4 separate regions of the Mus musculus genome follow, and regions 1, 2 and 4 are each linked to region 3. Evidence: chromatin loops called from intact Hi-C (ENCODE). Cell type or tissue: gastrocnemius. All regions are shown on one strand.

What was found. Hi-C counts contacts between places; a loop is a spot of excess contacts. Peaks named below come from ENCODE experiments on the same cell type or tissue, not always from the same donor. Only the 100,000 strongest peaks of a DNase experiment are listed, where the experiment ranks them.
Region 1: it touches region 3 in a loop (5-fold over the local background); 9 of 42 quality-filtered maps call a loop at or near these places.
Region 2: a loop joins it to region 3, with 2.4 times the contacts of the local background. A loop is called at or near these places in 9 of 42 quality-filtered maps.
Region 4: it touches region 3 in a loop (7-fold over the local background); 8 of 42 quality-filtered maps call a loop at or near these places.

The regions. Positions count from the first base shown.
Region 1 is chr17:10,742,252-10,750,251 of GRCm38, reverse strand. The region is part of intron 2 of Pacrg (PARK2 co-regulated); the gene reads left to right. Among named protein-coding and RNA genes, the nearest start is that of Gm16169, 62 kb to the left of the region's middle. In gastrocnemius, a CTCF peak has its summit at 4,889 (motif pointing right); a DNase peak (open chromatin) is centred at 4,927; H3K27ac peaks cover 866 bases.
Region 2 is chr17:10,731,341-10,739,340 of GRCm38, reverse strand. The region is part of intron 2 of Pacrg (PARK2 co-regulated); the gene reads left to right. Among named protein-coding and RNA genes, the nearest start is that of Gm16169, 72 kb to the left of the region's middle. In gastrocnemius, no CTCF peak of the experiment used is centred here; no DNase peak of the experiment used is centred here.
Region 3 is chr17:9,753,107-9,761,106 of GRCm38, reverse strand. The region is part of intron 3 of 4930452A19Rik (RIKEN cDNA 4930452A19 gene); the gene reads left to right. Among named protein-coding and RNA genes, the nearest start is that of 4930452A19Rik, 19 kb to the left of the region's middle. In gastrocnemius, CTCF peaks have their summits at 1,618 (motif pointing left), 4,742 (motif pointing left) and 6,046 (motif pointing left); DNase peaks (open chromatin) are centred at 1,495, 4,246 and 4,738; H3K4me3 peaks cover 1,225 bases; H3K27ac peaks cover 5,412 bases.
Region 4 is chr17:10,090,386-10,098,385 of GRCm38, reverse strand. No RefSeq gene overlaps it. Among named protein-coding and RNA genes, the nearest start is that of Gm34972, 52 kb to the left of the region's middle. In gastrocnemius, no CTCF peak of the experiment used is centred here; no DNase peak of the experiment used is centred here; H3K4me3 peaks cover 363 bases; H3K27ac peaks cover 5,584 bases.

The DNA.
Region 1 (8,000 bases), 990 kb before region 3:
TGGTTAGCTCCCATGAGTGGAGACAGTGGATCTGACAATATGTCAACCCTCAGCTTCCACCTCCAGTGGCTGAAGAACTTTGTCTCCCCAGAGTAGCAGTAGGGGAAATAAAATCTCTTCCTTATGTCTTGCTGAAGTGTATCCTTTAGCTAGTGGAAGATCTGGAATTAGAAGAGAAAAGGAGTCAGCACATCTGCCCTGGTCAGGAGGAGGAGGCTGTGACTCTTGGGTAACAGTGGGCACAGGACAGGATTCTCAGTCCCAGTCTCTCAGTACAGCGACCAGCTCTGTAAGCCACACCTGTAAATCCACACAGGAGTATAGTTACAGTGAATTTTCTATGGTGTAATCGAATATCAAGGAAAGCTCTGTAAAAATATTTGGAATTCTTTCCCTCCATCTTTCAAATTAGCTACCAATCTCTGTACTTTCAGAGACTCCCCTAAGCCCTTTTTTATGAAGTCAGAAATTTTGAAATAGATGACTTTTCTTTTATGTGACTTTAGTCAGGATTCTTGGAGGTTAGTTCTGTCACCTTGGTATACAGTGTATATCACACCTAATAAATGGGATCACACTGACTTACTGGACAGTAGGGCTGTATACTTCATGCCAGCCATTGTCCTCAATGACAGGCCTTCAGAAACCCATGTATGAGACCTGTGCATGCACATCTATCACATCTTTCACAATGGTGAAAAAAGAGTGCTAAGGAAATATACCCATAACTTTGGGGGAATCCAGGGGCTTGTAAAATGAGAAGTTAGCAGTTGAGTTGATGCCACATGAGACCTTAAGGTTTGACAAGAGAGGAAAACAGAATTACAGAGAAGATGATGTTCCAGGCAAAGGAGACTGTATAGAAATATCAAAAAGGAGCAAAATGGAGTTTACTAAAGAAGAGCAAGCAGTTCGATCCACTGGCATTGAAGGAGTGAAGGATGCTTTAAGAAAAAAGGCCCGTTATGACTGCTATCAAGCTGTACTTACTACACACGTGTTACAGAGCTGGAACACCACAGGAGCAGACATACAGTGAGGACCAGGGATAGAGAAAAGGACAAGAAGGGAGGCACCACCGGTCCCGGTCCCACAGGCAGGGCCAGACGAATGCTCCTCAGGACTGAAACGGGCCCATTACTGAGAGAGTCTCACTGAGGTCTGTGAGCAGAGCCATTTGCTTGGCAGAGTCTCAGCAGCAAATGGTGGACCCAGGGAAGCATCAGAGCCCAGCTAGCTGACCCTCCCTTGACCTGCTCTGTGCAGGTGCCCTGTGAATATTCTCTTTCCTTATCAGCTGTGGCTTTACTCCCCTGAATTGCTCTTCTAATTACTTCCTTGTATTATAAAAGTATGGAGATTATTAATTATCAATCCTGAAATATTGATAATTATAAAAATGATAGCCACAGACAATAAAATAAATTAGACTTGTTTTGGCAAAGACCATTGAAGCCAGAGAGCCTCATGCATGCTCGGTAGACACTCTATTGTTAAACTATACCCTTAATTCCTAAATGTTAACAGTTTGATATATCTAAATGTTAAGGTAGGTTTAAAATTTATTAAAGAGAAAAAGCATACTTTCAAGTCACCAAATGGCAATGAATAACAATTTTCTTACAGTTTAGGGCTTAGCAATTCTGATAATTTAACTAGTTATAACTTAATTGGTAGATTTAGTGGTCACTTGTTATCTACAACTTAATTAATAGGTGTTTGTAGACTGGCATCATTTTATCACAACTTTGTCCAAAATGTTATTTTCTAAAGTCATATAGTTCTAAGAATCCATAACATTGAGTGTTCAGATTCACAAAGCAGCAGAATGAGCAGTTATATCCGGGCAAAAATATTTATGTCTCCTACTTTTAATTACTCTTTTATTTGAGGCTTTTACAGACAATGTATTTAAACTACTTCTATATATTGTATGATGTGTTCAAGTAAGATCGATGCTGGGGGTGGGCCTGTCCAGCAGCTTGGTCACATTGTATCTGCAGTCAGAAAGTAGAGAAGAAGAGGAATGCTGATGTTAGCTTGGGCTCATTCTACTCTCTCTCTCTCTCTCTCTCTCTCTCTCTCTCTCTCTCTCTCTCTCCCTCCCTCCCTCCCTCCCTCCCTCCGTCCCTCCCTCTCATCTCCTGTTTGTTTTAATTTATTGTTGGTTTGTTTTGCTCTTTTCTTCAGTCAGTGACTCTCTCTACCCATGGGATGGTGGCTATCCACATTTAGGAAGGCCTTTCCAGTTAAATCTTTTTGGGAACTTCCTCAGAGATACATTGCATGGGTTAAACACATTAGTGATTGAGTCACCAATAATGCAAGGGTGTCGAATTAGAAATCAAAACACTTTCCCTTGGAGTCAGTAAACCAGGGTGAGCCCCGATTTGAATTCTCCATTCCATGCTCAGTGCGTCTTCTGTCTGTTATATGAGTCTGAGTCTGAGTCTGAGCCTGATGAAAGATGGTCTTCTGAATCTGACCCTGTGTCTGTCAGTTGTGACTGTGTCTGTCCCTAACAAAGAGCTCTGCTCTCTCTTTTATTGATCAACACCAAAAGCATGACAGGGGGAGAGAATGGGATATTTTACAGACGTCTTTATAAAGGATTAAGTCACTGGCTCCAACTGACCCAGACAACAGGCAGTGCTATAAACATGACTGTTTATCAACTAATATCCATAAATGTTCTGCTCAACATTTATGGTGGATATTCATTTTAGAAGATTGCTTTCAACCTCCATATTTACTGCTTTCAGCAAATGACACTCATGTATTGTTCTGGGCCAGGAGTAGGGAAGAGTAAATAAATTAAGAATCAAGACCCTCTTGTATTTATGGTAATCTTGGCAGGATTGTTTCTGCCTTAAACTGTATATGTTTTTACATTTGTGTTACATGGTTTTTGCTGATTCTTTGAAGTAAGGGACCATTTTATTTCCAACCTCAAAACAATTAAGTTTTTGTTTTGTTCCTTTTTCTTTGCTTTAACTGTGCACAGTATCTTGCACATGTCGAGGATTTATTTAGTATATACAGAAGTGAATTATGTAAAAGCTCATTTCTTCTTGTGAAAAATCCAGGAGTGACTGATAATCTATTATGTTAGTAACAGACTCTTCCACCTACATAGTCTCAAAAAATAATTACAGTTCTCATGTTTGGACAGCCAGCAGAGCAGACCCACCCCCAGGAGCTAATATCTCCTCACATGGTCTTGTAAGAATTGACCACAATCCATCCATTTAATTACAAACATGCTGCCAATTAGCTCTGTGTCCCCAAGAGTTGTTGAATCTTTCAGTGTTTTAATTTTCTCCAGGATCTTTGTGGTTTGCACTGTCCATGTCTTTGGGAATAATAGCATCATTGTGACCACACCTACTGTGGCTGGAATAAGGCTTGGGCGAACCAAGGTCTATTAAAGCACCCCAACTAGCCACAGAGCCAGATGACAAGTGATAGCTGTACTGTAATTTTTAGTTTTGAAATTATTAGGAATAGTGGCTGCAGAGATGACTCGGGGGTTAAGAGCCCTGGCTGTCCTTCCAGAGGACCCAGGTTCTATTCCCAGCACCCACATGGCACCTCACAACTGTCTATAACTTCAGTTCCTGGGGATCAGACACCCTTATATCAGGCATCATGCATGCATACATACAAACATATAGACAGGCAAAACACCAATGTACATGAAATAAAAAAAAAATTTTAAGAAAAAATATTAGGAATGGTGGCCTCTGTCAGCCTTCAGTTTAAACTAATGTCATGGGCATTCTTGTGCTTTTCAGAGTGATTTAAGTATGATAAGTCTGTTTGAAATCACATATTATTCTATGAAAACAATATAGTAGCTTTAAACAAGAAAATAGCCTACAAATAGGGTAAGAACCCCACTAGAGAGACCATCAGGGGATATTCCGAAGAAGTCCTCATGTTCGTGAAAATGCATCTTATGGTGAGAGATTTGTGAAAATGTCTACAACTTCCAGGTTAACAAGGTGACCTCAGCACATCAGCATACTGAGTCCCTTCTTAGGAGAGTGTGACCCTGGCTCTGTTGGACTTACCAGGTTCATAATGTACACCTGGTAGGAGACATGATTCAGCATGTCAGATCTCTTCAATGACATGCCTTTGGTTGTCACTTCTAGTGACCCCAAAATGTATACCATACTGTACCAGGAATGGTCACAGTTTTACTCAGACCTTCAAATGTGATTATACATGCATGCATGCACGCATGCACTCTCACACACACACATTCGCGTACCTACGAACAGGAGACCACAGTTGAAATTCCAGTAGTTGATTCCTTCAGGTAGTCTTAGAGGGCTCACTTTGTCAGGATGATGCAGATCCTAAACTTGTAAGGTGGTCAGAAAATGATTAGGGTCACATTACAGCCCTTGAGCCTTCCCGTGGTAAAAATGCCCACAAAGAATTCAAACAGATATTTTATTAGCGGTGTATAATGTCTCTGAAACAAAAAAACAACAAGCAACAAAACAGGAAACAAATGCATTGAAGAACTGAAAGTTAGTCAAGGGCAAGACCATTCTGATGTGGTTTAACTGGTTTAAACGATTAGTTGACTTAACTTCATGAATCTCGAAATCAATATATTTTAGTAAACTAGAGTCATCTTTAATTTTCTGTGCGGAGCACACAGCATTTTAAGCAACCCTTCATGTCTGACATTTTGGCATACTTCTACTGGTCCAAACCGTTTTCTCTCAAAGACTCCATACTGCCATGAAGGCATTCCTATTTTATGTCTCCATTTTTGGCTGAAAATCCTTGTGGCTGATCTCAGCCTGTTTCCCTAGGTCTTCCCTTAAGAGTTGAGGGGATTAGAGCGTGAGGAGAACAGGAAGAGAGGAGCTTGCCAGTAGGTGGCTCACTTTGAATGTGCTTGGGATGGGATCAGAAATGTCACCCCTCCTCCACTAAGCCTTTGCTTTCTATCCCTGCTGCTTGGAGCCTTTTTCTGTAATGCCTGAGTCATTTGCAGGGGGGTGAAGAGGGGAAGAAAGAGAAGAAAGCCAGCATGCACCAGCCTCCTCAGAGCGTAAGAATAGCATGGCCCCATCTCATTCTGAGTGGTCCCCAAGTGGAGCCTGAACCGAATTCTCTTCTCCACACACAATTGCTTGTTCTTTTGTTCCTTGTGTCCTTAGCAAAGACTGAAAGAACTAAGCCTGTAATACTTGGGCCCTCCTGTGTCACTTAAGGAATAATAGGCCATTGTCTTCATTAAGCCACCCTTGTTTTAGCAAATAGAATCCAGAGCCTGGAGGGAGAACATTTTGAAGGGGGCAGAATCAGAGGAGAGAGGCTTCACTGGATTCCCTAGAGAAACTGTTTTGTTTCTCCTGCTTTATTGCTCCTCACTGAGAAGATTCATATTCAAATGGGCTGAGTCTGTGAATAGTTGCTTGCACATTCTCATGCACCCAGGAAGGCTATGATTATGGCTAATTACAGCGCAGAATGAAACCCTAACAAGAGTGCTCAATCAGATTGTTGTTCATGCATGAAGTAAGTAAGGCTGGCCAATGGAGGTGTGATTCTGGTAATTACAAACATTGTGGCTATTTGAAAAATGCTTAGTAAATCTGTTCAGGACAAAATAAGTTCTAATTAATCACTTTAGACTCTGATTTCTCCAGACGATTCATGTGCACTTTAAAAAAAAGTTTAAGGTCCCCTCAATAAACCAAATCTAAATATAAAATATGCTCATTGTCCACACTTTGTTGGAGGAATGGAACTATGCCGCCTGCCCCATTCCTGTCTTTTCTGGCCATCATATCGAACTTGCCTTTTATGCAACTCGACAGACGGTTCTTTAAAAATAAATGTGTACATATTCTTGTTATTATCTGGCAAACCAAATGATTTATGAAAAATTACTGGAAAACATCAACTGTTAATTTAAACATCCAGATCGATTTAATAATTGTGCTGATGTGTCTAAGAATATTCAGTAGACTGTGGCCCTGGATTATAATACCCAAGGATGTTACAGGCTGAAGAAATGTTATCTTCTCCTAATCCATCACGAGGAACAGGACTGAGGCCGCAATAGCAACAAAGAAATGCCTAGCGAGAACTTTGTGACACAGGCATCCTTCAGAAATAAACTAGGTAGCACGCTCATCTGTGTAGTTCAGACAGTGCACTAGGAAACTTAACAAAGTCGTGTGAGAGCGTTCTCCTCAGAGTTCCTGTATTGCTTTCCTTCCTTCCTGTCATGTGAGGCTCCATCGAAGGCAGGGCAAGAGTGACCTTCCTAGGCTCCAAAGCTGCCTTGGAGAAGGCAAGAAATTCCAGTTTCCAGCGTCCTCACTAGAGAGAGAGCACCGGCCATGACGGGACCCTCCTGCAGATCTGCTTCCTTGCTTCTTCTCTGTAGAGAATACTCTGCATGAAGATATTGGTGGCTTCACATCCTGAGCCTGACAGTAATTAACTGGTGGCCCCTATGAGAACAGAATCAGACTGTAGGAACATGTACACTTCAGGGCCATTCTTGTTTTCAGAAACTTTTAAACTGGAGACATCTTGGGTTTCTCTATTTTTTTTTCAAAGTACTGCATACTAATGGAGTGGCTACAGGACCAGTTTCTTTATTTGACATTTTGCAATTTCCTTTGTTCCCTAACCTAAAAATAGATCTTAAGAAATTGTAAGTTTTTTCTCTGTGGTAATCCAAAATAAGTCAATCCAAGCCAGATATAGATAGATAGATAGATAGATAGATAGATAGATAGATAGATAGATAGATAGACAGACAGAGATGGATATGGATATGGATATGGATATGGATATGGATATGGATATGGATATGGATATGGATATGGATATGGAAGCTACTGCTCTGGGGCAGCTTCACTGGCCCCAAAGACTGAGTCCAGAGAAGTCACTATGGGGAGGGAGAACGAGGGGAGGGGGAAGAGAGAAAGTGCAGAGAGAGAGAGAGAGAGAATGAGGGGAGAGAATGGAAAAGAGGAGAGAGGGAGGGAGGGAGGAAGAGAAAGGGAGAAAGGGAAGGAGGGAGGGGGAGAATTAGCAAAATGTCTGGATTATGTAGGGAAGAGCCTCTGGGGGGAAGGCAGTCCAGCCTCTAGGCTGGAAAGTTCAGAATTGGGTGCAGGATATGCTAGGTAGGAACTGAGGGATGTTGGGAGAACCTAGAGGCCAGGTCTCTTTAGTATGCAAGATATGCATCTCAGCACCTTGTCCCTAGCCTTGTCCCAGGGCCTAAAATCAATCAAAAATGGCCAGAGTGACGGTAAGAAAGGTAGCGTGATAAAAGCATTTCATTTAAGGGTCTCAAATGTGCCTCGGTCTTTGTTTGCTTTCATTTCTGATAGAATGCATTCCACCCAACTACTTGAGAACTTTTCAATTTTGCCCTATTGAGCAGTTAAATCTGAACCAAACAGAACTATCTTTTACAATTAAATTATCTAGAAATTAAATTGATTACAGCTCCTAACTGAATGGATCACAGGGCTCAGATTCACCGTCCCAAAGATGGTTCTGTGGAGGTCATCCTCTGGCCTTCCTGTGTTCCGTTCTGCACAACGTTGAAACAGAACCAGAATTCCCAGTCAACAGCAGGCAGCAAGGCTGGTTTCTGGCCTCTTCTGTTCTTCTTAAGCCTGTTCTTCCAAGACGCACCTTGCTCTCTTCAGAATTCCCTTTATCACAATGGCTGAGAAGCAAATGCTTGCTTCCAGGGGGGTTTCTGCACGGCTCTCCAATCCTGGATAGGAGTCAGCACACAGAGGCTGTTTCCTGGGGTCTTTGGTCTTATTTTCTGTGTGTGCATAAACTTTGGCTACACGCATTTGCTAAGCTTTTCTCTTGCTGCTCTGTGGCCCAGAACCCTTGCAGTAGGGTAGGAAAAGATCAAGTTTTCTCCCCTCCAGGAGCAAAGGCTTTCCTATCTAAATTGCGGCAGTCTCTGAAGGGCAGGGTGGTCTGGG
Region 2 (8,000 bases), 980 kb before region 3:
AATATTTGGAATCTTGTATATTTTCCAAAATTTTATTATTTAAATTTTTTATTGAATAAAATGGACAGGTGAGGAGAGAGAAAGAGACAGAGACACAGAGAGAAAGAAACTGAGGCAATGAGGTTGTCATCTTGGGGAATACCCCAAAGTTGGCTGAGTTAGAAACTACAACCTACCCCCTAGCCACTGTATCTCTTTGTTAATGCCATATCCCTTCGCATCACAGCCTGGATAAATGCTGTCATAGAATGATGGGTTACGTGTTGAGTAAACTGGCTTATCATGAATCTTTTCAAGCCATGCTAATCACTTTTGCTATTTCTGCTACAATCTCTGTTAACGGTCCATGTGTGGTAGTGTTCTGTAGTGCCCTATGGAGAGGCCTCACTGGAAGGATACCTGCAATGCGGCCAGCTTTCTGTCACACTGAAGGTCCTAGTCTTTGGAGATGGATTCCTAGCATCTGTGGCAAGGCTCCAGGAACATATGTCCTATGAGGAACTTTTAGAGCTCAGAAGGTGTCAAGATGCAGAAGGCAGGAGGTATGCAGCTTCAGAGAGTTTCCCACACGACTGTTATGTGCTCTTTTAACTTGCACAGCTATAGGGGAGGAGGGAAGACATCTTTGGTCATGTGCTTGAAACAGGAAATGAGGTAGTAGCAGGGGAAGAGGCCTTTCAGACCCCTTTTTGTCCCCAGTTGTGGTGGGAGAAGCACCTTCCTTTAATCTCTCAACACTCTACATAGCAAGGGAAATATTTCCAGAAAAGTTATGGGAAAGTTTACAGGAAAGAGCAGTTGATATAAGCAACCTATAGTAGCTAAGCTGTGGCTGAAGCAGCACATCTATTTATGCACCTCTTGGGGCTAAAGGCTCTTTCCAACCTATGATGGATGCAAAGATAAAAGGTCTCAGCTCAGGTCACTGGATCCCTGGGATCCAGTTGGACCTGTTTGGCTGCTTCTATTCCTGCTCCCTCATCCAGGAAGTAAAACTGTAATAACTGAGAAAAGACACAGATTATGTGCCAGGAGGAGGATAGCTACCTTGATGGGATGCAATCATACTCAAGACTTGATTCCTGGGTCTCTTGTACTGACAGGGCCTGGCCTGAGCACCAGAATCTGTCCCATGCCCAAGGTAGACTCACTGGAGGATCCTGTGAGCTTTGTCCTAGCTTAGACCTTGGTTGAAGATTAATGTGAAGTTATTTACTTTTTCTCCTCCCCCTCTTTCAGCTGCTCAGTGATTGACAGGAAATTCCAGGTCCCACAGTTGTCCTGTTTACATCAAGCTCCTGTTATAAGGAGAAGTGTATCAGGAGAATACTCTGTGTGGCATAGACAGCCTCAGCCAGCAATCCTACCCAAATCCCATAGTGGCTGCATGAGTGCTGCCTGGCAGAAGGCCCTACAAGCCCTCTAAGCAGGTCCCAAGTTTAAGTACTGGAAGACACTCTGCCCTAGCATCATCCCACATGTGAGGCATGTGTTCAGCTCATACTTTTTAAGTGAATAATCAGATAATTATGTGACTGAACCAGGACTCATTACTTCTGTTTATAAAATCAAAGACAAACCCCACAGTTTGTGTGTCTTTTTAGTCCAAGGGTCTAGGCATAGTACAACCAGCAACGTTGGACTTTGAAGAAAACTCAAGCCTTAGGTTGTCACTAATACATATAAACTGAACAACCCACCACCGTTCTTATAGATATTTGAGTACATGTGAGCAGAGAATCCTTTCTTCCCTAAAGAGTAAAACAAGCTTCTATTCTTTCTGAGCAACAGTGAGACACTGATCCTATGTATAAACCTCCAAGCTGCTGTCGAGAGGCGGGCTAGCTCAGGCTCATATGTAGAACCACATTTGTGCAGTGAGGTGGGCTAGCTCAGACTCAATGTAGAACTGTGCAGTGAGCAAACTCAATATTACAGAATCCTATGCTGTTCTCTTTAGTATGTGTCTTTTATGAGATCTCTGGAAATATAATGCATTATATTTAATAAATAGGGAAACACGGGCTCAGAGAGATTAATTTGCCTGAGGTCACATAGATAATAAATGGATAAATCAAGATCTGAATGCGTGCCTGAGTCAGCTGTTCATACTTCCCTGCCCCCCTTCCCATCTCTGAACCATTTAATTTCAATGGTTCCGTCGTTCCTCGCTGATTTTCTTTTTGTATTTCTCACTGACACACTCTTGACTCCTCTTGACTCCTTTTTGTTATCACTTCCAATGTGTCCTTGGATACATCTATTCTTTCTCCTTAGACAACAGTGTGCAAAATCCTTCCCCTTTTTTTCTGTAGGATACAGAAATCATGAGTACCAGTGGCAATCTCTCTACTGCTGAATGGAACCTTCAAATAATTATCTTTTTCTTTCTCCCTTTTCTTTCTTTTTTTAGTTTTTTGTTCTTCTCCCTCGGAATTGTATGCCATGTTGCCTTTTGACAGTTTGTGAAGTCATTCACACATTAGGTAAATAAACAATTTAAACACTTTCATTGCCAACTACCCATATTTTTGCAGCTTGATTTCCATCATGAAATCATAACTTGGCATGAAAGATATTCTAAAGGGAAATTCATTTATTACAGAAAACAGGGAGAAAAATACCCTCTGAGATAAACAAATACTTATCTAGTCTCTGCCTGTTTAATGATGCCTTCCATATACAGAGTCTTCAAGGAGCTGATATGTGTGGCATATCTTGTTGATCCCAAGAGTATAAAGATCTACAAATAGTTACAAAATAAAGTAGAATGATGTGTGTGTGTCGGGGTTGAGGGTTTCTTTACTTGCCAATCTATACCTTTTCCTATGTATGTTCATAAGCAAAAAATGGTAATGAAATATATCTTTCCTTTTAGTCCTTGAATTTCAGATTAGATTGGCCCTAGATGCTTCCTGTATGTTAGAAAGCCCAGCTTTCATTGTCCTAACCACATTGGCCTTTAAAGCCAATGTTCATGGTGGAGGTCTCAGTGCAGGGAGGGGGCTTCTCTGCCTCTAATTGTTCACGTTCCTGCATGTTGGATGCATAGGCTAGGCATTGGTTCTAGGCAAGTCCATGTACTACGCTGTATTATACAAACTGACCTAAGGGCTATGCTGTTTTGTTTTCTGTGTCATGCCCAAAGAATAATTCTTTATAACCTTTGCCAATTTTTGTTGGTAATCGAAATATCTTAATATTACACTCGAGGGCAGGAGTATTTGCAGAGCCAGGAGATGTTGAAGCAGTTACTAAACGGCAGGTGAGTACTTGCACGAGTGAGGCACGTGCTCCCTTTAGAGCATGCCATGCTCCTGTCTGAGCCCTCTTCAAGAAGAGCATTTGAGTTTGCTCAGGGTCTTCCTAAGTAGCCACAGACATGAGGGGCCTTTGCTAATATGCCTGGGCATACAGAGAAGATGGTAGTATTCTAAAGGCGGTCCTTTCTCTGTTACCTGTGCATGGTTATGCCTGTAGGACTTCACCACCGTGGAAGAATTACATTAAAGTTTCTCATAAGGGATTGGATGTGTCACAGCAGAAAACAGGCTTCTGGTTTTGTTTTTTCCAAAATGCAGATGACAAATTGCAACTACATTGACTGTGTTAAAGTTTCTAAAATAAATTTAAAACACTTTCAATTGTGGCTGTCCAGATCCATAATTCTGCCCACTCAGCCTCAAGATACGATCCTGAAAACATTGAGGCACACCATACATCATTTCAATTGTTTAAAACTGTTTTTTATTTCTTGAAGACTCCTTAAGTTTATTTCACAAAAGCTTATCTTCTCTAGAATACGTTTAACTTGCCTCATGCAATTAGTATTTAGAAAGGCTCAAATTAACTGGAACACAGCGAAATAGAATCTTTAATTAACTAGATTTTTTTTTCTTCTTTTTGTTCTACATTTGGAGCCTGAAGTCTCTAGGAAACAAAACAGCAAGGATTTGTTTTCAAAACCAACTTTGGAGGTTTCGCTGGGTCAGTGACTTGGCAGCAAGGATTTCATATTACAGACCTATAACATTATGATTCATGTTCAGTAATGAAGCAGACGCAAGAAATACTAAATTATATGTTGTTCGCTAAGACACAAAAGCCAGCCTGAGAGATGTGGGGAACACTCCGCAACGAAAGGCTGAACACAGCACTGGCTTCCCACCTCTCTCTCTTAATACCAAGAAATTAAATGAGCACAACCCCTTTTTTTCCTTCCAGCAGTCTGATCTAATTTATAAGATGGACTAACAAACAGGTGAACGAAACATGAAAATACTTGAGTGCTGAAAACGAGGTCATGGTTTGGGTGAAAGGCGCTGCCTATTAAGATGATTGCCACAAACACTGTGCATGTTAGAGATGCAGCGACTGGAGGACCTTTGTCCTTCCTGTCTGCATTTGCTCATCTCCCCAGGTCACTCACTGGCACGGATAGGTGGTGTCCTTTGGGTCAGTGGTAAATGGCTCTCCTGAACACGATTTATCCTGTATAGTTCTTCTGTAAATTCTGGCTCTCACACAGACTCTTAGTATAGCTAAGACTTTTAAATTCCTTTACATAATTTTTGGAAAGGAGGGGAAAAATTCAGTAGATAGATGAAAAAGGGCTAAGGTTCAAGTTCTGAGTGTTGCTCATGGCCAGCAGCTGGAGCAGTGCTATATGGCTCTCCCCAGGAGGAATAAGAAATAGAAAGAGATGAGGCTTTCCCACCCTTCCCTGTCTAGAGGGACCCTGGCCTCTGGCTTTTAGCTTTCACCGTTTTCAGTCAGTCCTGTGCTGTGCGCATTCTCTGCTGGCTTGCTGGCTCTCTGGCTCTCTGGCTCTCTGGCTCTCTGGCTCTCTGGCTCTCTGGCTCTCTGGCTCTCTGGCTCTCTGGCTCTCGTGCCTCGAACATGCTCTGGCTCAGGCTCTGGCTCTGCCTCTGCCTCATTCCTTGGGACCTTGTTCTTAGAGCTTGGGACTATGTGACCTGTTCCCCACCCACATGGTCACACAGACTGCTTAGCTTTCCCTCTACCCCCATGGAAAACACTCTTCTAGATTATCAAACCACCAGAGATGAACTCTTGAATCTATTGATAAAGAATGACAAGGCTTTTCCAACTTTGTGCTAGAACCTAAAACCGAAATCCGTTGTCATCTTTTAATGTTGAGTGAATTAATCTTGAAGGCTGATGAGAAACCACAGCGCACATAGAAATGCCCTGAGTTAGGCTAGGCTGGCTGCCCCTTTAATGATCGCTCATCTCTGTGTCAACTCCATACAGCACAGGATGAAATGGGGGTCCAGTACTTAGCATCTTCTCATGTAGATAGCACTACGGCTTCCCCTGGTCTATCAAAAAGAAGGGCTATTGGGGCAGGGTAGGGGTGGGGGTGGGGGTGCTACAATGAAGAGTAACAATGTTAAGGCAAATGCCCAGATGTTGAAGAGGTCAGACAAACTGCCTTGTAGGCCTATCCAGCCGTAGAGTATCCTATGCTATTGTGACTCATTCCGTTAAAAGCATCATTAAATCTTACTACACATCTTCTGACTCTATACCAGAAGAATACCTTGTCTGCAAAAGGCTGGAATTTATGTTTTGGGAATAATGAATCAGAGAAAAAAAAAAAGATGTTGAGTCCATGGTACGTTATTACTTTCAAGTTTGTTAATCCTTCCTTTATGAGATTTAATTTCTCTGATGTTTACCTTATCATTCAGCTTATTGTCAGAAAAGAGAATGACTTTTGTGCTCAGTGCTGAGACAATACACGGGGACTGTGTGCTCTGCCCTCGGTAAGATAAACACTGGAGTCGCAAGGAGCCTTGGCAGGTTGTAGAGGCCCTTTTGTTTGCCAGGATAAAATTAATACCTCACATGTTTTCTGAGGAGTTTGTAAGATGTTACAGATTTATTTTTAATATAGTCTCAGTGTTGGAAAGCCACAAACTGTGATGCCTGATTCTTGATAAGTTAATTTTCAGTAATACCATATGCAAAATAAGATTACATTTTCAGCAAAGAATGTTCTTCTATAACATTTTATTATCATTCTGAAACTAATTAAACATTGCAATTTGCAAGTAATTAGAAATTTACCTGAAGACATGAGTCATCTTGAGGCCATTTGGAACTTTATGTGATTATTTAATATACCGGGTTTTTTCTTGATGGCTATATTAGAGATTGTGATCTATACAGTCTTATATAAAAATAAGGCAAATTAATGAACACTTGATGGAAAAATATAATAGAAAGCCCTTGTCTCGAGGAAAGATGTGTGTCTTCTTTTGGAAGGCCTGCCTGGGTTTCTTCTGGTTTCATTATCCTGGACTCACAGGGAGCTGTCTCTTTATTTCCTGCCATGTGACCCTGCACCACAAAACTATATTTTACTCATCTGATCCTTATATGCAGAGAGAGTGTTCAGAGCAATTAACTTGCTGCCTGGCAGCAATTCAGTGTTCTAAGGGGTACTTAGCATTGTGCTACTTGTATTGCTTTCTGTTCCTTGACTATTGCAGCTCTCTGGGCTAATTTTTAATTTTCAGTTGGCATATATCCCAGCAGCTTTTCTTACAGCTCTTGATTATACATCAAGATGTTTTCCCCTTTACATATGCAAAACTTTGGGAATCCACTCTTATTCTGCCACCTGCTTTTGGAAGTAAAACTACCACTGAGCGTTCTCTCTCTCTCTCTCTCTCCCTCTCTCTCTCTCTTTCTCTCTCTCTCCTTCCCTCCCTCCCTCCCTCCCTCCTTCCCTTTCCCCTCTCCCCCTCTCTCTCCTCTTCTTCGTCGTCCTCCACCTCTCTCTCTCGAATCACTCTTCTTTTTTCCTCTGACATAATGAAAGTTAATTGGTGTTGCAGTTTGTCAGCCATTGACTGTGGTGCTGGGATATAACTGAACAAAAGCCAAGATCTGAAGACTCATGACATGTTGTTAATAGAGTAGGATTAAGAGTTATACAATCAAGAACAAACATAATTTCAAAAATGTTAATTACCAGGAGACAATTTAAACATGGTAATGTGGGTGCAGGTATTCACTTCAGGCAAACCAGCCAAGGGAGAGTAAATATAAAGTTTTAATAAAAGCTAGCATAAAAACTGCAAATCTCTTGGGATTTCTAAGTATTAAAGTATAAAATATGTAATTATCCTTTTGCATACTCTCTTTACTGAACAGCTACCCTGACAAGTCATGTCTACATTGTCTACACATTTCTTATTAGAGCATATTTGGATTGTGGTTACTATTTTAAGTTGCAAAGACCTGTTGGTTTGGTAGCAGTTGGTTTCCATGATGCTGCAACTGTAGAAAGGTTGCTACTCTTTAAAGCACAGGGAAAGCTCAACAGGCTGTAAGAAGCTTCTGTAGCTCAGGCTGGTCTTGAACTTGTGAACTTCCTGCATCTGTCTCCAAACTGCTTGGAGTGGTGGAGTCATAGCCTTTAGGCATCACATGCCCTGCTGTTTTCAGTTATACTGGAGACCGCTTATCTATTCCAACAGAAATTATACCTGGTATGATTATGTGCATCCATTTCATAGATAAACTCAGGACTACGGCATCCAGAAGTGTTCCGAACCAAAATCCAAGCCAGATCGAGGCAGTGGATTGGAGCCTCTAAATTTTGGTTTAGTGCACACTGGCATTTGAAACAGCTAAAATGACACTGTAAAAATTTTGAAGATTTAACCAAAAGGGTAACAAAATTTGGCCAATATAATAAATATAGTAAATGCATTGTTCAAATATTTTCAATTAGTAGATACAGAATAATTATTCCAAGTAAATTCAATAGCTAAATACTAAAATAATGACTCCTGACTTGACAGAGGAGAGGGTATTAGATTGTGATCCCCCACATACTTTTTATCAGTGAAGAGTTGATCACTTCCAGGTTTTTCTTCCCCACTCAACTAGTCTTTTGGCTTCTTATAAAACATATACTTGAGTTGAGTAGCTCTGGCTTAATGTCTCATAGGCTATCTGTATGC
Region 3 (8,000 bases):
ATATTTTGAGATTGAAGCCACAGAGAACAGCAGATCCCTAAATGGGACTAAGATGGCAATTCCACTAGTGACTGGAGGACAGATAGACCATACAGAAGCCAGAAACAGCTGCTGAGCAGCTCAGAATATTGTCTTCCCAGCTTCTCCAAGGCCTGAGCTGAGAAACCAGATTTCTTCTGGGTGTACATCACTCTTTCCTCTCCTTTGAAGGACACTGAATTTCCATAAAACCACAAAGGCCAGAAGCACACTCAAGACCAAAATAGCACTGAGGTTAAAAAAAAAAAAAAAGAGTAACCTTGGTTAAACAGTGTCGCTCCACGGCCCATGGCCATTAAGTACTAATGCACTGGAGATGCTATGGTAGAATATATGGGCCCCCTTTTGAATCATAGGACCTTAGGCAATAAGAGCATAAACATTTGTTGGCAAGCAGGGCAATGAAGCAGAATGCAGTTAGTTCAGATGCAGGCATGTTGATTTCCTGTGCTATGCTCAGCTGGACTCTGAGATCGTCAGTACTGTGAACTCAAACCTACATCCCCAGCCAGATTCCTACAGAGGGAGGGGACAGGAGGGACGGATGGCCAGCTTGCTTTGCTCCTGTGTGCTCAGTCTAATCTGTACATATGTGCAGATCCATATTTAGAATTTGTCTAGGCAGAGAGTGGTGAGCCATGGAAGCTTTTGCTTATCACTTGAAGGATGCTGGGGAGTTGTACGCCAAGCTTCTATCAGGAGCCCTATTCTCTTCCTCCTCACAAATCCACAAAGACAGAATCTGCTGATGTGGAAACGAAGGCTGTCTGTCTGTCAAGGACACGGGACATTTGTGTCCTTCGCCTACCAGTTTCTGTCATATTGGCAGGCAGATGTAAGGCTCATGTGGGGCCACGGTGGGTCAATAACGTCAATATGGTTTTGAGTTTACATTCAGCTTTTCTTTGACTAAAGAGAGAGCTTTTATGTATAATTAAGGCTTGGAAAATGGTGTCAGCACTTTTCCTTTGAGAAAAAAAATAAAAAGGGTGAGGGCAGCTGCTAGATGGGCTAAAGTCTGTGGTCTTTCTCTTCAGTATTGTGGCTGGTGGTAACTCCAGGCTGTGATGTTTGCTGCCCTGGAGACATGAAATGTCCTATGGGAATGACTGTAACCAAGAGTCCCTCCCCCATTCTGTGTAGCTGCTGCACCCCCCTCTCAGATGAGTCCAAAATTTTCAGAGACAGCCTAGTTATGGCTAAGGTTTCAAGCCCCAAGTCCTTCACTGCTCTGAACGCCACCCTGATGTGACCTGTCACCTCCATTCCAACACTCTGAGAATAGCCCGCCCTGGTTGCCTCTGTGTCCTTGATGCTCAGCCATGTGTGACTCTGGCTGCCCAGACCTGAGGCTGCGGGTCTCAGGAAGGGCCAGCATCCTCAGTGAGCACCTCTCTCCGTACCACACACATCGGATTGATTCCAGAGAGCCTCAGAGAGGGCTGTGTGCCTTTCAGTGTAACAAAATCACTGTGGTAGTGGTTCCCAAGTTCTTCCTCAGATCTGGTAACCCCCCCCCCCAACCCCAAGAGCCCTCCGATATCATTCCCCTGGCTCCCCCTAGTGGCCCAGGGGTCCCCAACCAGAACGTTTTTTATTACAGGGTTTTTTTTGTTTTTTGTTTTTTTTTGTTTTTTGAGATTATAATATAATTACATCATTTCTCACTTTTCTTGCCAAACCCTCCCACATACCCCTCCTTGGTTTATAAGTTCATCATCTGCCTAAGGAGATTTCTGATGAGCCTGTTTCTATACCACATGTGAGGGCAACTGGATCCACCCTGATTCTAAACCCAGAATGTGGGGTCCTGGGAACTCTGGTGTTTTTATGCTCCCATCTCTGAATGCTAGTCAAAATTTCTGCCAGGGACCTTAGGGGCCACTTACCTTTGAGGTTGGGTTGGGACATCTTGTCTTTTTGTTTGTTTTATTTTGAAGACAACATGAGCCGACTCTGGCCTGGACCTCATCCGGGAATGCAGATGGGGCTCAGCTTTAAATGATTGCCTGCCTTAGTTTCCCCAGTGATCAGTAGCAGCGTGAGCTATGGTGGCAGTCTACTTTAATGAGAAGTCCAAGAGTAGAAGGTGAGGGACCAACTATCTCTGATGCTATGTCTGGCACCAGTCCTAAGCCATCCAGGTTGCTGATTTCTAACAGCTGTGTTAGAAAAGTTCATGGACATCACTAACATTTCTCTCTTGTGTGTTTCAGCCACACAGTTCTCAAATATCCACAGACACCATAGCAGCCCAGGTGAGCCAAACTAAGCAGCCAGCATCACTGCCCTCATGTTGAGCCACAGGGGTTGGGTCCTCAGAGTGCTGCTGCCACTGCTGCGAATTTGTATATATTTTTAAAGAAAAGTAAGCAAGTTAAGTTTATTGCAAAGGAAGGCTATAGCTCTCTGCAGCAGAGGAAAGGGTCAGAAACTGGTTGCTCTGCGGGTAATTTTAATTTTTTTTTCTATTTAGTTGCTTTTTTTCTTACTAAAGAATAAGGGGTTTTCTGTTAGACATAACTTAAAGGATCTTTGTTAGGGAATAGGGTGAGGGTATGGGAAGGGGCAGTTTGGGGTGGGTAAGCATGGGACCTCTTGGTTCAGAGCCTGGCTCCACTGTTTTTACTGGACCATTGAATGAATGGTCCACAGCCAATACCCACCCATCTGTGCCTTCATCTTCGGGACTGGCCTAGGTAAAGCTGTAAGCCTCCCTTACTCCATGTAGACCATTCTTACTGGAAATGAGGCCAGGACACAAGTCTATACCTCTGACCTTTCATTTGGGCACATTAATGCTTCACAATTTTGACAAAGGGAAGTTAACTTGGGTTTGGAAAGTTAGGAAAAGGTGTTGCTGCCATGCAGATCCCTTGCTCAATGAGGGCCAGTGAATCCTTTGCCCACTGAGTGCCAGCTCTCTCTCTCTCTCTCTCTCTCTCTCTCTCTCTCTGAGTGTGTGCATGCGTTTGTGCGTGTGCGATAATGGCTGATGCAACTGTTGGAAACCAGAGGCTTAGCTCATGGGTGCTTCCATGGTTGGGTCAGGGTATGCTTTATTTGTAGAAGGCTGACTAAATCTTGACCCCAGCTATCTTGGCAAGCTGCAAGTGGCCATGTGAGAGATGAGCTTCAGGCTCAAGCCCAGCTCCTGGAAGACAGGTGTCTACAGAGAAGGATGGTACTACCCTCAGAGACTCCTGTAAGGAAAGCAGGCCTTTAATGATGTGGGGGAGCTGAACCCACGGAAGGGGTATCTAGGGAGATAGATGGTATGAACCAAAAGTAAGGAAACTGGCTGTGAGCTATTGGGTAGGAAACACACACACACACACACACACACACACACACACACACGAAAAGAACTGTGGGAAGCCTGTGCTCTCAGGGGACAGATGCTGTCCCTAGGGTCCTTCAGCTCAGGGACCACACTGATCACAGGTTCCTTTTCTTTGCCTGTCCTGGCCATTGGTTTTCCTGGCCAAACCTGCCATATTTTCTCCCAGGACACATGCATGGTGTGCCATTTTGAAGGAGAATCAACAAAAACAGAAGTCAGGTTGGAAGGCATCCATGCTGTCTGGGTGTCAGAAGAGGGGGTGTTAACATCGTCTCTTAATTTGCCATCACATCATATACCCCTACCTTAAAATGAAGAACAAGAATAGTACTTTTTCCTCTTCTTCAGAGACCCCTCCCTGGTACTGGCATAAACTCACATGTGCAGAGACCAGTCAGGCTTGCCCCCTGTATCCCCCTCTCTGGACCCCCATGTGTACTGTGTGTCTACCAGGCTGCTCACAGGTGGCCTTAGGGGCCGTTGCTTTTCAAATGGTGAAACAAATTTGGTGGGTTTTGGTTGTCATTGATTGGCTTTGACACACTGCTGAGGTTGGGCACCAAGGACCCCTGGTACTTTAAGTCACTTTTATCGCTCAAATATGGAGCTTTGACAGCTGAAACGCCTTATGAGAATAGCATTTAAATGTGCAATGCGCCATAAATACGCAGAGTGCGACAGCCAGGAAGCTGTGCTAATCGCGGCTTTGATGTCCCACGAACTACTGTAGCTGGCAGTCCTCGTGCTTCTGCAGGCCTCTTTGGACTTAGCAGATACCGCTCAGTGGATCCAGTTTTCCACTCCTCCCCTCACGAGGACAGCTGTCATCCCTGACTCAAAGGAAAAATCCTTTCTGGGCCCTTGCTTGGCCACAGCCTTTCCTGGCCATACTCCTAGGAGCCTCTCGCTTCCTCCCTGCCCGGGAGTGGCAGAGGGTGAGGCTGGCTAGACCCAGCCAGACTTTCCCAAAGTTCTGTGTCATTTACCACCTTGTCCTACAGCAACATGCTATTTTTAATTTCTGGCGACTGCTACTCTTGATTGGCTGGGACAAGAAATGGAAGTTCAGCTTGACTTGAGTAACAGGGAAAACGGTCCGTCCCCGACAGAACATGCAGCAGGAAAGCTGAAGGTTCGCTATAGAAGCATGGGTAGACCACCCTAGCTTCCGCTGTACTTAAAAGCTGCCAGTAAGAAGCCTGAATGCTTACATTTGATAAGAGCCTTGATCTTTGGATTCCATGGTCACTACAGAGTGCAAGGAAACCACAAAGGGTGTCTGCTGTCTGTAATTTATTAGGTTTCAGAGCATCCCAGGAACTACAGACTCAATCCCTCAGCTCTTGGGTCCAGGAGCGCCCTCTTGTGGGAGAAAGCACTTTTGCCTGGAATTTCTATTTGTCTTTTTTTTTTTTTTTTTCCTCCAGTTTTTAATTTTTGAGAGTTTCCTACATGCATATACTATGCTTTGGTAACTTTTCCCCCAGTTCCTCCCCTTCATCTCTTCCTCTCCCCTCACTTTCTCTCCCTATTTAATGCTTCTTGTTTGTATACTTACTGAGTCCACCAAGTGCTGTCTGTATGGGCATGGGTATAGGACCATCCAACTAGGGCATTCTTTATTATTTTTGTTTTGTTTTAAACTTGTTCTTACTTCTGGAAGAACAATATTAGTTCATAGTTTTGGAGAGTAGAGGAGCTGGAGAAATGGGTGGGTTTACTATGCTAACCAATACCATCAGTACTTGTCTGTCTTAGGGCTTCATTGTTATGTGAAGAGACACTATGATCAAGGACAGCGTTGTGGCTGGCTTACAGGTTTAGAAGTTCAGCCCATTATCAGGAAGGCAAAAAGCATGGCAGTGTCCAGGCAGACATGGTGGTGGAGAAGGAGCTGCGAGTTCTGGCATCTTGATTGGAAGGTAGTCAGGAGAAGATTGGCTTCCACGTGGTGTCATTGCCCACCCCCACAGTGACAGACACACTTCCTCCAACAAGGCCACACCCACTCCAACAAGGCCACACCTCTTAATAGCTCCACTACCGGGGGCAAACATATTCAAACCATCACACTATTCCTTTGTATGTGTGTATCACATATGAATGCATGGTGTATGGGTATGTGTATGTATTATCACACATACAGAGGCCACAGGAGGATGTTGGTGGTAGTGTTCCATCACTCAACACCTTACTCTTCTGACACAGAGACCTTTGCTCAACCTGGAGCTAGGATGGTAGCCCGCAAGCCCCAGCAATCCTCTAGTTTCTGTTCCCATACCTCTGGAGTTGCAGGATCATATATATGCCTTTAAAATGGACATGGGGGACCTGAATTCAGGTTATCTATCATCCTTGTTCAGCAGGTGTCTTAGCCACTGAGCCATTTACTGCTCTCTCCCTGTCTTAGGGTTTCTATTGCTGTGAAGAGACACCATGACCAAGGCAATTCTTATAAAGGACAACATTTAATTGGGTCTGGCTTACAGTTCAGGGGTTTAGTCCATTATCATCACGGCAGGAAACATGGCAGCATCCAGGCAGACATGGTGTTGGAAAAAGAGCTGTGAGTTCTATACCCGGATGGGCAGGCAGCAGGAAGTAGAAGTGACACTAGACCTGGCTTGAGCATTTTAGACCTCAAAGCCTGCCCCCTAGTGACACACTTCTTCCAACAAGGACACACCTCCTAATAGCCACTCCCTATGGATTTATGGGCACCATTTTTACTTAAACTATCACACTCTTTATTCTTTTTTTGATGTAAGTTTTTCACAAGCAACCCAGAAGTGAGCCTTTCTTCTGAAAAGGATTCTGATGTTAATGGTTCTTTTACACCTATCTCAAACGAACATTTTATTTCTTTATCCATCTGCTTCACAGAGGAACAACTATACAGGTTGTGCTGCTTTTATTTAATCTATACACTTCGAGGAAATTGGGCTTTAATTTTTATGCTCTGAGGTTGCCTACCCCACCAGAATCAAAAGACCCAGCACTTCCATGGCCTCAAACATCCTCGTGCTCTGCTGTTATCACGGGTGGATGCTCAATGTGCAGTCTGTCATCTTCATGTCTGAAAGCACACAGTGCTGTGCTGCTGACTACAGACATGTCACCGATCGATCATCAGTTCTCAGAACTTGTTCACCTTCACGCCCACTGTCTGCTCCTGGCCCCAGTCCCCAGCAACTAGTTCCCTCTTTTCTGTTTTATGAATACTGTTACCTTTATGCATCATAGAAGGAAATTTGCAGTCTGCTTGAACGTTTGTCTGTTGAAAACCTCACAGTGCCTAGGCATCTATCAGTTGGACATCACCATTGCCCAGCTCTCTTAGTCTCAAGCTTACATCTAGGCACAGATCTAGCTGTCCTCCTAGGATAGGGACCATCCCGTACTCTTTTCCTTTCCTTTTAAGTCTTATCATTAAGGGATCTTGCTTCATGCCTGGTTTTCATTAAGCCTCAGTTGATATTGTGAATTGGATTTGAACTCTCCCTCTGAATTCAAGTGTTGTAAAATATTGGTCAGTCTCTATGAGGGCAGAACCGCAATGGACCTTCCACTGAGCTTCGTATACAGCAGGTGACATCAGATTAATTTCTATTCTTATTCCCTCAGTGTGAAGCGAGACCTCCATTCCAGACGCCCGAAGGCATCTGAAATGTACTCTCCTGGAAGTGCTGAAGGGCACATCTTACTTTTAAATCTCAGGATCATTTAGGGTCTTGGCATTCACGGTTGTCACTTAGGGGCTTGAGTCAGTGAGATGAGTAGTCTCAGCTCCTGCACCGATGAACCCCCAGCCTCCTCCAGTCACTGAAGAATCCAAAATTACAAGGGTCTGTGTGCCAGGGAAAGATGAATTGCCAAACAGACTTTGTGGATGGAAAAAAAAAAAACCCTACTATCAATTTGTAAGGATGGATACAATTTAGAAGAAGAAGAGCCAATGCAAAGCTATTTTGTATTTGCTCAGAAGTTGAAAGGAGAATTTAAAACCACATAGAGTCCCCAAGGCACCGATTAATAGTCTATTCCGTGTGTTTGATTCTTGCAAAGTGAAGATATTATGCTACAGAGTCTCCTAAAATTAAGGAGATGTGGATAAAAAATATCACACGTGATTTACACATTCTTCAGTCTCTCTGTGAAGTTTCTAAACCTCGAAGCCTTTCTGTTATTTATTTATTTATTGCTTGTATTGGTGTCAAGAGAGAGGTATGCTCACAGTTTCACTTTGACTGTTAGTTTTTCCCCTAGGCTGGAAAACAAGCCAAATGGTCTAATATTCTTGTTTTTCTGTGTACAAAATAAGAAAAAAAGTAATAACAATCTTAGTTGGTCTGTCTTTGTCTCTGTGCCCACAGCTTATCACATCAAAGATGGATAAGCTTGGCAAGCCCCCCCCACCCCCACCCCCAAGCTGTTCACCTTTGTCTGCTCTGCAAGTTGCAGCTCAGGGCTATGATGCCCGGCGTGGTCCTTCCCCTTAGCCCTCAAATCTATCTCTGTTCCTGTTCCCTTCCTCCTCTTTCTCTTGGCTTCACATTTTTCTCATTTGAGAATTAGCTCGATGCTCTAGTTCAATCTCACCACAGGCAACTCTCTTGTA
Region 4 (8,000 bases), 340 kb before region 3:
GGCACATAAGCCATGCTGGGAATGAGTTTGTAAAAATACAAAAGCAGCTGTTTGAGATGCAGATGGTGATTTTACAAAGTGTCTACGGATGGCTGGAAGTGAGGAATGGGGGGAGACCATGCACTTTCTGTTGCCTCTGAAACAGGCCTGTGATGGGTGGCCCTCAGGCCAGGTAGGTCTTGATGCATTCAGGGCAGTTGTACCCATTGTCATGGATAGCCAGGAGGAATGCTTCACCCAAATCCAGAGACTGATGGACAGAAACTCATTACCAGGGAGGTTCTGAAAGAATTTATAGAATGTTTTCCCTGGCAAACAGACCAGAGCAGGCAGGAAAACAGTTTGCATCTGTCCAGGTCTTCAGGGACACTCATCTCAAGAAGAGCAGAAGAAACCAAATCCTAAAGTTGGTGGAAGACAAGGAGACAGCTTGTGACTGAGGGAAAACTAGTTATGTTTAGACTTGGCAAATGACTGGCACTATTTGTCAAACATATGGGACTTTAAACCACCAGGCTGTAATTGCAATTGGTGACATCATGGTTCTGTTTAAAAATTAAGCAAAAAATATTCTGCCTCAAGATTATGTGAACAAATTTCCCCAGCTTGGTGTTTCTTTGTAGCTTTTTCCTTTCTCACCTCTAAGGGGGTTTACAGAAGTGAGAGAGGAGGGCTGGGATGGAGCTCAGTTGGCAGAGTGCCTGCACAACTCCCCAGATTCATCCTCAGCAAAGCCAAATCCAGCCTGGTGGCACACACCTTTAATTCCAGCACGCAGGAAGCAGAGGCAGGAAGATCAGGGGTTCAAAGCCACCCCTAGCTACATAAGGATTTCAAGGTCAGTCTGGGTTGAAGATCTTGTCTAAAAAGCACTAAATAAACAAACTAAGAGGCCCTGGGATAGACCCTGAGACCCTGACAGTGAGAATTGTGTCAGAGACTTTAACCTTTTATATCAGTTGTAACAAGGGGCTGTGTCATGGTCTAAAAGACTTAGAAGGCCTTAAATGTGTCACCAGAGAAGGCTACCCAGGTAGGTCGATGTGTTCTGTGGTCAAGATGGATAGCCCTGACAGCCAGAGAGGTGACCTTTCTCAACTGCTGTGTGGCAAGCACTTCTGTGAGATGCTGTACAGATGTAATAAAAGCCTGTCATCTAGATGATTTCTGCAATTAAAGTTGGCTCAGACACAGAGGAAAATTGCCTTAGAAATGTAAGTGTCTGTTTTGTTCAACACAGCAGTGGAGAAGATCCTGTGTCGATGCCAGGTTGGCCGTCCTGGATTCAAGCAGGTGTTAGATGGGGATTCTGGTGGCTCTTCCTACATTCCTTGTAGCTCTGGTACTGGGTCTCAGAACATTTTCCACCTCACAACCTTTTCCCTCTAACATGGCCAGTTAGGACTTCAGGTATCTAATTCCTAGCTCCTACATTGAACCACGACATGTTGCCGAGCCAGTCAGTCCTCACTGTGGGCTGAGGGCTTACTGGACAGGAAATTGGGAAATTGGATTTATCATTCTTATTTGCTCTGATTTTCTATTTTTTCCCCATAGCTACAAAATGAGACAAATATTGAGCATGATTATGAAATACAAGGAAAAAAATCCTTGCTATTTAAGTACGGTGTTTGCTTTACTGGGTATCATGCTGAGATTCATTTTCTGAATCATATAAAGTTGGGAATAGTCTATAAGATTTTTATGCATCCTTCATTCTCTCCATTGATCTTAAAGGAAAGCCCTGCACCCTCCTTGCTAATTTGTCTCAAAATCAGTTTAATCAACGAATGGATCCTCATACCTAGGCCTCCTTTGGAACTGTAGTGAAGTGTGACAACCACTATTTTTAGATGTTGTTGGCTCTATCCCTGAATTCAAAGAGAGCAAAGTGCTTCTCGGGTGGTACCGGAGCTCTGGCCACCAATGCTACCCTTTGACCTAGCAGCAGAAGCAGAAGGGAAAGCCATGCAGACAGCCTGAGAATGTGTTCACTGAGAAGCAAGGTACACAGCTTCCATGCAAGGAGTTAGCCTGCCTAGAATGTCTACCCAACCTGCCTGGGACTCAGGCGGCTGTCCCAGAGGGATGCTCACCCACTCAGCCAGAGGGCCATGGATGTGGGATGCTGGGAAAACATGATCTCCACAGTTGCTTCAGTTGGTGTCATATGGGGAGACACTGAGCCAGTCCTGGTGATGATGGAATGAACAGACACCCTTTGGCTCCCCACACTGCCCTAGGCCTCCAGGACACACCGGGAAGACCAGCAGCTTGGAAAACTGCCTCCTTTGAAATGTTTAGCTAAACAGGAACCTGAAAAGAAAGCTGGACTGTTAGTAACATCCGGCCTTGCTCTGTCTTTTGTGTCTGGCTTCTCCCCAGCCCACACCCTTCACTAGAAGCCAACATCATCTCCTTCCTGTAGGAGCGGAAGCCAGGGCTGTGCTCTAAGTGATGGACAAGAGAAGGCAGTGCTCCCCCCAACTCCCCCTTTTCAGTGTATTTGGATTTGACTATCTCTGGCCTGGGAGGGGATTCAGGGAGACGGCAGAATGAGAATGTACTCAGCTTGAAAAGACGATGTTCTTTGTCTTTCCATCTCGTGGTATCCCTTGGGTGGGTCTGAGCAGCCTGGGTCAGAACACAGAGTTCAGGACCACTAGTTCTCCTTGCTGGTCTCTAGTGCCCAACCCTGCTGAAATAGAAGAGCAGCCTGGAATGTTCTCAACCATCCCATGATGCTCAGGGGTTAAGGTCATCACCCTGAAAAATCTCTTCTAGTCTTCAAGCAAACATTAGAACTGTGGAGGAGGCTCCTAACAGGCTGTGGGGATTTAGTTGCATTTCAGGTGATGGTCTGAAATATTGGTTTTTGGCCTTCCTCTTTTAATAATAAATTAAGCCTCGTTTTGAGACAAATTAGCTATAAGAGTACTTCTCCTTTCAAGCTGTTACTGTGAATCCCACAGAATGTTCATATGCTATTATATCACGTGAAACAAATTTCATGGTGGTGCTCATAGTAGAGTGTGCATCAAAGTAGCATCAGTTTTTTGTTTGTTTGTTTCTTTGAATATGATCATGGCTCTAAAAATCATAGTACCTTAACATTTAGGTTTTCTGCATCTGGAAAGACAGTGCTGCATTGTGGTGATCTAAGTCTAACATGTATCTGGGTCAACTGAAATGAACAGATGACACAGGGCTGCCCTTCAGCTCTGTTGTCCCAGGCTTTATCCATCAGTCTTCACGTTTGACCTTGTATAATTCACAAGCATGTGCTTATGGTCTTTATGGAGGAGCACTGGAACTAGGAAACTTCTGGAGTAGGGGTAAGGGTCTCAGAGAAACCCTGGTTTTTCTACAGCTGAGAACCTTCTTTCTGGTTTTTGCTTCCTTTCTCTTCAGCTCTTCTTGGATTTCCTGTTATAGTTCCTACTTTCATAAAGGCCTTATTTTTGATGATGATAATGACAGAGATGAAATAATCTTCAATAAGTTCAAGAAAGGTGCTACCATCTCCACAATGCAATGTATTCCTAAGACCTAAGAAGCCCATGTGTAGCTGGAACCCATCCTAACAGCAATACAGAAAGAGTTAATTTATTCTTTGCACTGCATTTCATGCATCACACTGTGGGACTTGTCAGTGTTGTCATTTCTTTCAGATGCCAAGAGCTGACTTCTTATGAATGAAGGCTCTCAGGGATCAGTGGTATCAGGTGATTATGTGCGCACCCCTGGTCTGTGAGATACCGGACAGGGATAGAACATCTCTGAGAGAGGTCCAAGATGAGAGTGGACCAATGAGCAGGAAATGAGGCAGAGTTGGTTGTTGTTTTTAAAGGGACAGTGTGCGGAGAAGAAATCCTTTCCTGCTTTCCATGTTGTAACTATTGGCAGGATATAGAATGCCCTGTCTTTCTTAGTGTTGCTTAACTCAAGTGCAAAGACCTCAGAGTCTGCTGAACAGTTGTTAGTGCTTTCCCTGTCCATGAGAGTGATATCACCGTGTTTGGGTTGAAGTTTGTAGGCAGTTAGAACTCTTTGTCCCCTCTCCCAGGCTTTGAGGAAATGCTGTGTTTTGAGCATAGATGAGGAAGACAGATGCTTTTCCCATCTCCACCCACTCAGTGACTTTGCCAAGTGACTAGGGATGGAACCTAGTTCACCGCTGAATAGCTAGCTGCTGCCAGGGCAAGGCCAGGGACTCGGCATGGTCAGCTCTGTGCTACTAAATAGTGGGCTCATCTTTTATCAATTAACTATCAAGCCAGATGTGGGAAGGAAGGAAAAGACAGGCGTGGGAGAGATCCAGTGGCCTGTTCAACTTTGACTTTCAGGCCAAACAGGGTTTGCAAGGGAGGGGAGAAAAATATTGCAAATTGACTGAGCATGCTGATATTTGCTAAATTTAGAGGCATTTATGTTCACCAGTTCTGAAGCAGTTTTGAAGCAAATCCAACTCATTTTCTGGCAGGAAATAATACTTATGGGAGAGATTTTTTGGGGGGGAGGGGAGGACTAAGTTGTGGAGATATTTCAAAACTTCTTGGCCACCACCCTTTATTATAATATCACACGAGTGTAAATGGAAGGAATTAAATGGTGAGAACACTAGAAAGGTGGAGTTTCTGCTGACTGACAGGAACACAGCTGTTTGATGCTCACCCCGGCCTCCTTGGCAACGGGGCTGACCCGCAGCTGAAGCTTCATTTCCTCTTTCGGTTGTGCTCAAATATAGCCTCTTGAAGGCTGTCATCAAAGCCAAGGGCTCTGGCTGCTGTGTGGAGCTGGCCTCATTTCCCCAAGAAAACTGGAAACGGGGAAAGTGTCGACTCAGCACTAAATCCACCTGGAGATGGGTTGGAGAGATGCTTGCTGCTATTTGGGATGGGTGTTAGGAAGCAGTCAAGTGTGTCTAGCCTTGGCTAAAGATTCAGTGTAGTTAGAGTCAGTTTACTTCAGCTCCAGTCAGTCCCTCCTCGAGCTTACACTGTGCCCTGATTTTTTGTAGGGGAAAGAAAACACCCTCCATGCCCGACACCTGCTAAAAGCCTTCCTTCTGTGGAGTCATTGTGATCATCAGAGGCTTACAGAGATGGAGCAGTTGGATGCAGAGGAGGGTTGAAGCCATACTTTCTCTGCCTTCTTATTTCAGGAGGGCACATGGCCTGGAGGGTTCACCACTTGATCTCTTCTTTGCAGGGTGTACAGATAATTGGTATTCAGAACTGGGTTTCTTACAGATAAGATTTGAAAGCTTTATTTTCCCTGATAAGCTCTGCCATAGACTGCTTTGTCTCAGCCCTGTGGCATCACGCTAAAATGTGAAGAGGAGGATGCATTTTCTAAGGGCTGTACCGAGTGAGCCAGCAGACATGTGACAGGATTATACCTCCAATTGCACATTTTTAAGCCCTTTGAGACAGAATCTCCTATTCATCAGTTGGCTGTGAAACTTAAGGTCTTTCTACCTCAGCCTCCCAAGTGCTAGGATTATAGGTGTGGGCCATGATCATATCATAGTGTAAAATATGGTACAACTTTTAAGTTTTGCAATTTAAAAAAAAATTAATGACTTAGAAATCCAAGTTCTCCTTAAAATTCCAAAGTTTCTTAAGTGTGTGCTCTTATAAAGTAAAAAAAAAAAAAAAGACATCATATGGTTTCTTATTGTAAGAGGGAGAAACCAGGACATAAAATCAGATTAAAAAAAAAATCTAACATTGTAAACTCAGTGTCCAGTGTCTGGGACTCATTAAGGATCTTCTGGGCTCCAACCGGGTTGAACAGCCCTACCTCTCTAGTTCTGCCATATGTAGCACACACATGACTTCTCTCGTGGGCTCAGACCATCTTCACTCAATACCTGCTGCTGCCTTTAGAAGATGTTCCATGGACCTGGCATCTCCAATATCCTGGAGTTTCTACTGTACTGCACTATCACCAGCCTCCTGACCTTTCTTTAAAGACCCTGACTCAAGCACATTGGACCAAGCTTCAGCTTCTCTCCATGACACCTTCAATTCTTTAGCTTTCATGGCACCAAAACCAGCATCACATTTTAGAGATTTTATATGTTACTAAGTTTTGCTTCCAGCTTTAAATACAGCCTTAGCCACCTCTGGACCACATTTTCAGTACAATGACTCTGAAGCAATATGTTTCAGAAGATTTCACATCAATGATGCTTATCTTTTATGAATCACAGCTTATTCTTCACCCTCGATTAACAGGCTCCAATTGTTCCAGTAAAGCAAAAATTTTACTTCTAGAGATTCTTAATTCAAAAATATCATATGAAACTCCCTAGTAGAGTTTTCATTCCCTTCTGAAACTTCAAAAATTAGAATTTGTTACCTGTGTTGCTCTCAGCATTATTTTCCAAGTTTTCTATCATAGCTTATTAAACTTTAAGTACTGTATGGCTTTTCCAGCTCAACATTTCAAATACTTTCACAAACTTCCCTCCAAAACAAAAAGGTCAGGTTCATCATAGAGACACCCCACTCCTTGTAATAATTTCTCTTCTAGCTTGCTTGACTTTTCTATAATAAATACCTTGACCAAAACCAACTTGGTGTTTGAGTTGGGAGGCACACAAGGGTATTTCATCTTGCAGATAGATTATAGTCCATTATTGAGGTATTCCAGGGCAGGAACTCAAATAGAAATTGAAGCAGAAATCATGGAGTAATAACACTTGGCTTGCTCCCTGTGGCTTGCTCATCTAGCTTTCTTATTTATTTTATATTTATTCCTGTCTAGGGATGGGACCACCTACAGTGGGCTGGGTCCTCCTACATCAATTAGCAACTAAGAAAATGCCCACAGATGTTCCCACAGGCCAATATGTTTGAAGAAATACTCCAATTGAGACTCCTTCAGTTAACTCTGGGCTGGGTCAAGTTGACAGTTGGATCTAAGTGTAAGCCTTCCCCACAACCAGGACACAGTACTCTGAGATGCCAGAGAACCTTTGCTACATGATACAGGACTATAGTGGCGTTGGGACTAGAAGGAGGGGCATAGCAGGAGCTCAGCCAAGTCCTCTTTCTTGCTCTTTAGGAACCAATTTGGATAGCCTAGTAGTTCCTAGAGTCCATGAACATCCTGACTAGTCAGGGATGGAAGAGCAATAGGGATTAAAGTAGTCTTTAATTATGTTGACCACCAATATGATATATAATTTAGTGCAGAAATAGAAAGGGGGTATGTGAATACTCTACTATCTGCTTGGGTATATTTGGGAGCTTTGTTATTAGGTACTCCTAGTCTTCACTTTCCCCTCCTCTCTGACTGTGTATACCCTGAGATTCCTTCTCAGCAGACCTGAGTTTTAATTAGAGTTAAAATCTCTTATGGGAATAGTGTATTGATAATATAAATAATTTAGATATTGATGCCCTAAGATGGCTTGATGTTAAAAGCTCTTTCAGGGTATTTCTTTGGCTTGGTTCCTTTAGTGTCAGGTTTAATGAACTCTAAAATTATATTTTATTCATTACATATATGCACTTGCCATTTGCTGCTCTAACGTCTATCTATCTATCCATCTATCAATCCATCTATATTCTATCAGTCATCTGTATCCATCATGTCTTCATTCCTAACTATGTATCAATGAATCTATGTACCTATGTATCTATGTATCTATATATCTATGTATCTATGTATCTATGTATCTATGTATCTATCTATCTCTCATTTGTACCTATCTATGATGGGTAGCTCATTGACTATCAACTATCTAAATCTGTCATTTATCTATATATCTAATATAATATCTAGAACATCTACCTATTATCCACCTAGCTTTTATCCTACAAATCTACCAACCATCTATTCATTATGTGTTTATATATCATATCTATCACTTGTAGCTATCATTTATCATACATATCAATCCTTATTAGCCATCCTATGCATTGTCAGTAATAATCACTCATCTACCCACCCACCCCTCCATGTCCATCCTCAGCTGTTAGTTGCCT